2 separate regions of the Homo sapiens genome follow, and region 1 is linked to region 2. A link is a contact called in ENCODE Hi-C or POLR2A ChIA-PET data. All regions are on one chromosome and are shown on one strand. The core of a region is the stretch at or near the end of the contact, and the rest is flanking DNA. Distances in the headings are between cores, read along the strand shown.

Region 1 (3,779 bases), core at 579-3,078, 72 kb before region 2:
CCCTGCAGGGACGGGAGTAGATTCTGTGTCCTCTAACTGAACCCTCTCCTTCCTGCTGGTTCCTGTGCTGGAGGCCTGAAGAGGCTCCAGTTGCTCCTGCGGGCCTCCTGGTTGTCTTCCTGTCTGATGGATGGGGGGTGGGGGGTCCCTAGGGGCTAAGCTGCAGCTGGTGGGGCGGGGCCGGGTGGGGTGGGGCAGGCAGCAGCTGCGGGGAGAAAGAGAGAGAAGATAATAAGGGGAGAGAAAGAGAAAGAGAGCAAAGAGAAAAGAGAGAGAGAGGTGCTCTGGCTCCGGGGCTCTTCTCCCAAACGGGTCGAGGTCCCAGCTGAGGCTCTCCCAGGACAAGGTATGTGGCGGGGGAAATGATAGGGCTGGGCAGTGTCACCCTGCCGAGTGGGGCAGGTCTGGGGGCACTGAGGGGATGGGCAGGAAAATTCTGCTGCTCAACAAGAGCCCCTAAGCTCGCTTCCATCTCACCCCTTCCAAGGTGACCAAGGAGGAACACAGGGCCAGCGAAGGAGTCCTGGGTGGGCATAAGGAGAGGAGGGTTGTCTATCGCTCCTCTTGACCCACTGTGTGAATCTGCACCAAGCTCTTCCCATCGGTAGACCTCACTTCCTTAATGTAAAACCAGGGGGATGGAGAGGAAGACCCTGAAGACGTTTCTGTGGCAGAACTTTGCAAGACGTCTCCTTTCCAAAGAAAATTAGCCCTTCCAGGGCTTCTGGAAAACCTTTAAGACCCAAAGGAATGCCCCGCTAGTAGTGGAATTTCGGATAGTCGTGGGAGGGGGCTCAGGGGTTCTTGCTGAGACAAAAGGCCCTGAGCCCTGGTCCATGCCTCTCTCCTCCACCTTGTTTCTCTGGCTGAGATGAGGGAAGGGGGCTGGAGCCACTCCCCTTCTCAGAGATGCTCTTAGAGATTGCTGCAGACTGTTTTCTGGCTGGGGAGGAGCTGGCCCCGGCCAATTCTAGAGTCTCACGAATCTCCGGATGGGTGAAGTCACTCTGGGTGGGGAGACAGTTCAGTTAAGCACAGCTTTGGGAGTCAGATCAGCCTGTGTTCAAATCCTGGCTCTGCTGCGGGTCCCTGGACAAGTCAAGTAGCCTGTCCAAGCTGCAGGCTCCTCCTGTGCAAAGTGTGCAGAGTATGACTTTACAGGGTTGCCCTGAGAATTAAGCCACATAATGCAAAGAAAGCTCAGCATAGTATCTGGCCCCTGGTAGACGCTCATTACTGCCCTCACTATGGGGATGAAAATGAAGGAAAAGGACTGGCCTGGGGTCACAGAGCTGGACTCTCCAGTGAGACAGAGCAGCCTCTTCCCAACCCCACTGGAAACACGGAGCCCTAGTGTCCACTTAGCACTCTCTGCTCACCCCAGCCTTACTGTGATCTCTCCCCTCTGCTCCCGTCTGCCCCAGCCGCAAGGCCTCGGGTCTACCGTGGAATGAGGGGATCCCTAGGCCCAGGGAAGGGAGGCGCGCTTAGGGGTGGGGGCACAAACGGGCATCTCGGTGGCACTTGTCCTCTCTCTACCCTGGGAAAGGGCAGAAAGCGGCAGCCAAGTCAGGGCTGTGCACGGGAGAGAGAGTGACCGCGGCGGGGGCGCGGAGAACCCCGCTGGGCTCCCGCTCGGTGAGAGGGCGGGAGCCGTGGGTCCGCGAAGCCCCTTCCTCCCCGGCAGAGGACCTAATAGGCAGCGGGGGCGGGAGTGGGGGCGCCCTCCGGTCCTCACCCCGCCCCCGCACCTCTCCCCGCAGCGGGGGCGCCCCGCCCCCCGGGCGCCCGACGTGGACGCGGCCGCCGCCACCGCCGCCGCGCGGGAGTCGCTGTCCGCGGAGCCGACATGCAGGCGGCTCGGGGCGGCGCAGGGCGGCCGGAGCGGCCGGGCCGGCCGGGCCGGGGGCCGGAGCGCGAGCGCGAGCGGCCGCCGGGCGCCGGAGCCGCGTCCCCCTGCGCCGCCCCGGGCCTGCCGGCCGGAGGAGCCACCATACACCCCGGGTCGCCGAGCGCCTGGCCGCCCCGCGCCCGCGCCGCGCTCCGCCTGTGGCTGGGCTGCGTCTGCTTCGCGCTGGTGCAGGCGGGTAAGGGGGCCCGGGGCGGGGGGCCGGCGCCGGGGCAGGCTCCTCTCGAGCCCAGCTACCTGGGAGTCCCCTGGTCCTTTCTCTGCCCCCTAGGGACTCCTGTCTCGGCCCAAACACTGCTCCCCTAACCCAGCCCCCAGCGTCTTCCTACCTCCTTGACCCCCAGACCTGTCCTTCAGTTTCCAAATCTCCCCTGTCACCTCAGCCCTGGGTTTCCTAGGGTCTTGTGGTCCCCAGTCCCCTAATCCCATTCCCCTAACCCCAGGTCTTTGCCTCAGCTTCCCTAGCTCCCTTCTTTGACCCAGGGAGCAGCTGAGGACACCAGTTCCCCCACCTGGGCCTCTCTCTGTGTCCCCAGGACCTCTCAAAGCCCTGCAAGCCAACTCTGCAGGGGCAGATGGGGTCCCGCTGTGCAGGAGCACGTGTGAAGGGGATGGGGGCTGGCACCTGAGGGCGCAGGGCGTGGGGTGGGCCCCGGCACCCCTGATCTGGTACAGTGTCTGGCCTGCCCCATGGGGCCGGCCCGTCCTTGCCCAGCCTCTCCTGCCACTCTGTCTTTGTCCCTCCTGGCTGCCGCTGCCCGGCTCATCTCTCCCTCCGTGGCTCGGGGAGCGCTCTCTCGCAGCTGTCTTTCTCAGATGCCCCACTTCTCTGTCCTCTGGTTCTGTGTCTGCCACCACCTGTCTGTGTCCTGTCTCTCCACCTCCCCCTCCATGTCTGGCTCTGTCTCCCTCAGGTCCCAGGCCCAGCCCCCTGGGTCTCAAGTTCACTCTCTGTGGGGTGAGGGGTGCTGCTCAGGCGCAGCTCTGCCCCGTGCTGCACCTGCCCCTTGGAAGATACTGAGCCTTATGTGACTGCACTGCCCCTCTCCTGGACGGTTTTCCTCACTGACCCCCACTATCCCTATCACTCTCACCCCCACTTCCCTCCTGTCTCTTCTGGAGTGATTCCTCATTCATCCTCTTCCCCTACCTGTTCTCTCCTCTCCACTCGCCATGGAGGGGCCCTGCTCTGAGTGACCCCATCTTCCCCTGCCACCTCCCCACCTGCATCTTGGGGCTGGAAGAGCATGGATAAGAGGCTCACACAGACTCTTCCGCAGGCTTTATTCTGCCTGGGCCACCACAGCTCTGAGGATACTTCTGTTCTCCTCACTCCCAGTCCAGGGCTCACCCCAGCCTGACACTTCTCGATCTCTGGGTCTTTCTCCTTCGCGCAAGGTCACTCATTGGACAGGGCAGTATTGTCAAAAGAGCACTGGACTGGGGAGTCCTTTTGTCTGCTTTTCATCAGCTAACCTTCAGTTTCTGTCCACCTATGTCCCCTACATAACTCTCTCCACAACTCTAACCACCCATCCCTTAGATAGGGCCCCGGCCCAGGCCCATCACTTTGAGCCTTGGACCCCTCATGGGGCCGGCCTGTGGCCAGCAGGGGCTTCCGTCCCAGTCATGAGGAGCCTGGGGCCTCTTGGGCTTGGTTCTTCAACCCACTGAAGAGCTGAGAGCCATGTCACTGGACCCCACTTGAGGCCTTAGTTTCTTCCTTCCCCTCCTGCATGGCCTTCCCCAGGTTTCCCCTTCTTACTTATGAGACAGTGGGTCTGGGCCTCACAATAGGGGATGCTCAGGCTTAGGTGCCTCCCCGTCCCCCAGACAGTCCCTCAGCCCCAGTGAACGTCACCGTCAGGCA
Region 2 (4,157 bases), core at 990-3,489:
AACGCTATTACACACTTTAAATAGACTACGGTATAGTGTAACCACAACTTTTATATGCACCGAGAAACAAAAAAATCCAAGTGAGTCACTTTATTGTGGTTGTCTGGAACTGAACCCACAGTATCGCTGAGGTATGCCTGTACTGTACACAAACCTCTCTCCTGGCACCAGTTAAATATATGCATTTTCTATTCCTTCTCCAACCTATAGGCCTTCCTGTGTGTCTCTCGTCTTCCTTCCCCGCTTCCTGGGAAGCTCTTTTACTTCTTCCATTATAATTCCTTCTCTACCTGTCTGTCCTTTAAGACATTGTTCATCTCATACATCTTTATATTAATCATAATCCTTTTTATCATAATCTTAATAAAGGAAATAAACTTCAGAGCGATATGTGAAAATAAATTTGAGCATGATCCTATTTTCTGTTAAAACAAATACATGTTTTAACAGAAACATCCTTCTGTTTCCTTTGTGTGCACATATATTTGTACGAGCAAGGAGAAGGGTAGAAAAATACAAACCAGGCGGGTGCAGTGGCTTACGCCTGTAATCCCAGCACTTTGGGAGGCCAAAACGGGCAGATCACGAGGTCAGGAAATCGAGACCATCCTGGCTAACATGGTGAAACCCCATCTCTACTAAAAATACAAAAAATTAGCCAGGTGTGGTGACGGGCGCCTGTAGACCCAGCTACACAGGAGGCTGAGGCAGGAGAATGGCATGAACCTAGGAGGCGGAGCTCGCACCACTGCACTCCAGCCTGGGTGACAGACAGTGCAAGACTCCATCTCCAAAAAAAAAAAGAAAAGTACAAACCAAGCTGTTGATACTGTTTACCTTGTGAAGGCAGGATGAAAATATGGATAGACTTCACTTTTTCTTTGTATATCTGTATAATTTTTTTTAATTAAATTTTTTGTAGAGACAGGGTCTCACTATGTTGTCTAGGCTGGTCTTGAACTCCTGGCCTCAAGTGATCCTCCTGCCTTAGTCTCCCAAAGTGCTGAAATTGCAGGCGTAAGCCAACACGTCTAGCCCTTTATAATGCTTGATATGAGAAAATAAAATTTTCCCTTGTCACCTCAAAGAGATATTTTCCAAGGTTAAACCTGGAGCTGGGCGCAGTGGCTGGCACCTGTAATCCCAACACTTTGGGAGACCAAGACAGGCAGATCACTTGAGGTTGGGAGTTCAAGACCAGCCTGACCAACATGGTGAAACCCCATCTCTGCCAAATAATACAAAAATTAGCCAGGTGTGGTGGCATGCCCCTGTAGTCCCAGCTACTTGTGAGGCTGAGGTGGGAGAATCGCTTGAACGCAGGAGGTGGAGGTTGCAGTGAGCCGAGATCATGCCACTGCCCTCCAGCCTGGGTGACAGAGTGAGACCCTATCTTAAAAAAAGAAAACCCGGAGACATGCTAGTTCTGCACTGTTGGCTGGGCGCCATGGTTTATGCCTATAATCCCAAGTCCAAGGCAGGAGGATCGCTTGAGGCCAGGAGTTCAAGACCAGCCTAGGCAACGTAGCAAGACTCCATCTCTGTTTTATTCTGTGTGTGTGAGACTCCATCTCTAAAAAAAAAGAAAGAAAGAAAAAACTAGGTCTGTACTGTCTAATGTGGTAGCCTCTAGTCCTAGTCATATGTGGCTATTAAATAAAATGGAAATTTTTGTTCTCTAGTCACATTGGCTATATATCAAGTTCTTGGTTAGCTACTATATTGGACAGCACAGACATATAATATATTCATCACCACAGAAGATTCTGTTGGATAATGCTGTTCTAGACTGTTCCTGCTTGTTCAGCCTTCTCTTCCTCTTCCCTTCAGCCAATTATGCACTAAATCTTATCGATTCTACTTTTTTAAAATGTCTTAAATTCATTCTTGCTCTGCGTCCTCATTGTCTTTTGTCCATCGATATTTCTCACTTAGACTTTCACAATAGCCTTTGAGGCATTCACTTTGTCTCCAACCCATGAGTCTCCAGTCTCTGCCCTGCCCTGTTACTGTTGAGATCTTCCTACAGTGCTGGTCATATTTCTCCTCTCCTTAAAACCTTTCATTGGCCAAGATAACACTAGGCACCCTAGCATGACATTTCATGGTCTTTACCTACTTTTCTAACCTCATCAGTCACTACTTCCCACCTCCCTTGAAGTTCGTACTTTTGCAGACTGAATCACTCAAAATTTCCCTAAACACTTCACACCTCTGTGCCTTCTCACATTCTATTTCCTCTGCATGGTGAAAAACATCTATATGTTGTTCAAAACCAAGCTTAGCCCACAATCTGATTCTAGGAAGACTTCTCCACACCCATCTTACTAAATAGAGATAATTTCTTCTTTTATGTCAACACTGTTCCTTATATGAACATCTGGGTTAACCCTTAGCACGCTGAGTTGAAATGATCTGTTTACATGTCTCTCCCCAGCTGGATAATTGGGCTTCTTGAAGGGAGAGTCTGGGTCTGATTTATCTCACCATCCACGGAGCTGGCAGCAGGCCTGGCATGTCATAAGTGACAGTCACTGTTTTATTTATTTATTTTAATTTAATTTTATTTTTTGAGACAGGGCTTCACTCTGTCTCCCAGGCTCGGGTGCAGTGGCACGATCATGGCTCACCGCAGCCACGACCTCTCTGGGCTTAGGTGATCCTCCTACCTCAGCCTCCTGAGTAGCTGGGACTATAGATGCGCACCATCACACTTGGCTAATTTCTTTTTGTTTGTTTGTTTGTTTTTTATTTTTGGAGAGACACCCGGGCTCAAGTGATCTTTCCACCTCAGCCTCCCAAAGTGCTGGGATTACAGGCGTGAGCCATCGCACCCAGACAGTCACTGTTTTCTAGTTCAGTCTTACCTTTTTCCCGAATTCTCACAGGACTTCTTTATGCTACTTATATTTCATTTGTCACAGGCCACCTTATTCAGTAGAATACCTTTGGCATGACTATGGTTTGTTTTCTTCTTCTCTCCCTCCCTGCAGGATTCTGCATATCCTGAGGGCAGAGACTACTCTTATTTTTTTATCCCATGACATCCACATAGAGTAATGTTCACCGCAAACACTCAGCAACTGTCTTTGCAGCTTTTGAGGCCAAGAGGGAAGCTGACTGCTGTTTATTTTCTTCTTGGCTTTACCTTCTGAAAAATCTAGTAATTTCCTAAAGTTTCTGATTTCTCAGACCCATATAGAAGAAATAAAGTAGATGTTTAGGCTGGGCATGGTGGCTCTCGCCTGTAATCCCAGCACTTTGGGAGGCCAAGGTGGGTGGCCAAGGTGAGCTCAGGATTTTAAGGCCAGCCTGGGCAACATGGCAAAACGTTGTCTCTACTAAAAATACAAAAAATTAGCCGGGCGTGGTGGTGCATGTCTGTAATCCCAACTACTCGGGAGGCTGAGGCAGGAGACTCACTTGAACCTGAGAGGCAGAGGTGGCAGTGAGCCGAGATCACGCCACAGCACTCCAGCCTGGGCGACAGAGCGAGACTCTGTCTCAAAAAAATAAAGTAGATGTTTATGTTCATGTGTTTCTTTCCACAGGCTTTGGATGAAGAGTATTTAAAAGTAGATGCCCAATTTGGAGGCATTGATCAGAGAAAGATTTTCACCTTTGCAGAGAAGGTGAGTGTCTGCTTTCCTGTCTTTTTTCACTTGCACCTCAGAGGTATGCAGCTGTGTTTATTGAACTATGATGTGTCAGTCCCACTAGTCATAGTGTATGGTAAATATTCTCCTTGTTTTGCAGATGAGAACACTGAGGATAGAAGATAAGAAGTTGTCCAATATCACACAGTTAGTAACTGAGCAGGAATTATTAGTACCCAGATCTTTCAAACTCCAGAGCCCATGTGCCTGGTGACAACCAGGAAGCTGCTCCCGCACCTGTTGGATTTACTCCTTTCCTAATAGCCCAGTTTCCAAGGAGAGGCATTACCAGTTGGAACTACTGTCCTTTCACAGAGCATTTGGTTCGCATTTCCCAGCATCTTTTTCTTTTTCTTGTCTTTTTTTTGAGACAAGTTCTCACTCTGTCGCCCAGGCCAGAGTGCAGTAATGCGGTCATGGCTCATCACAGCCTCGACAGCCTGGGCTCAAGCAGTTCTCCCACCTCAGCCTCCCAAGTAGCTGGGACCACAGGTGCATGCC

Evidence for each region. A loop is a pair of places that touch in the nucleus more often than their neighbours do. ChIA-PET counts read pairs that join two places held with the same protein, here RNA polymerase II (POLR2A). Pooled maps may share reads with other maps.
Region 1: a pooled map shows a loop between it and region 2 (10-fold over the local background). The contact joins the promoter of FNDC5 here to the enhancer-like site in region 2. A Hi-C loop is called at or near these places in 3 of 168 maps with a recorded cell type or tissue (endothelial cell of hepatic sinusoid, heart left ventricle and testis), 1 of 37 single-sample maps with no recorded cell type and 9 of 50 pooled maps. POLR2A ChIA-PET finds 5 or more read pairs at or near these places in 5 of 52 experiments (H1, HCT116, PC-9 and 2 more).

Annotation. Positions count from the first base shown.
Region 1 is chr1:32,868,961-32,872,739 of GRCh38, reverse strand. It overlaps FNDC5 (fibronectin type III domain containing 5), which reads left to right and starts at 1,828. Exons shown (of 6, transcript NM_001441683.1): 1 at 1,828-2,087; 2 at 3,743-3,779. The coding sequence starts at 1,850. RefSeq lists an enhancer at 1-60.
Region 2 is chr1:32,797,238-32,801,394 of GRCh38, reverse strand. YARS1 (tyrosyl-tRNA synthetase 1) reads left to right here. Exons shown (of 13, transcript NM_003680.4): 5 at 3,552-3,632. Among named protein-coding and RNA genes, the nearest start is that of YARS1, 18 kb to the left of the region's middle. RefSeq lists an enhancer at 1,978-2,107. Within about 2 kb of position 2,239, at least 7 of the 41 ENCODE cell types and tissues checked have a DNase peak (open chromatin) inside an H3K27ac peak, as active enhancers do; they include PC-9, where a contact is called at or near this core.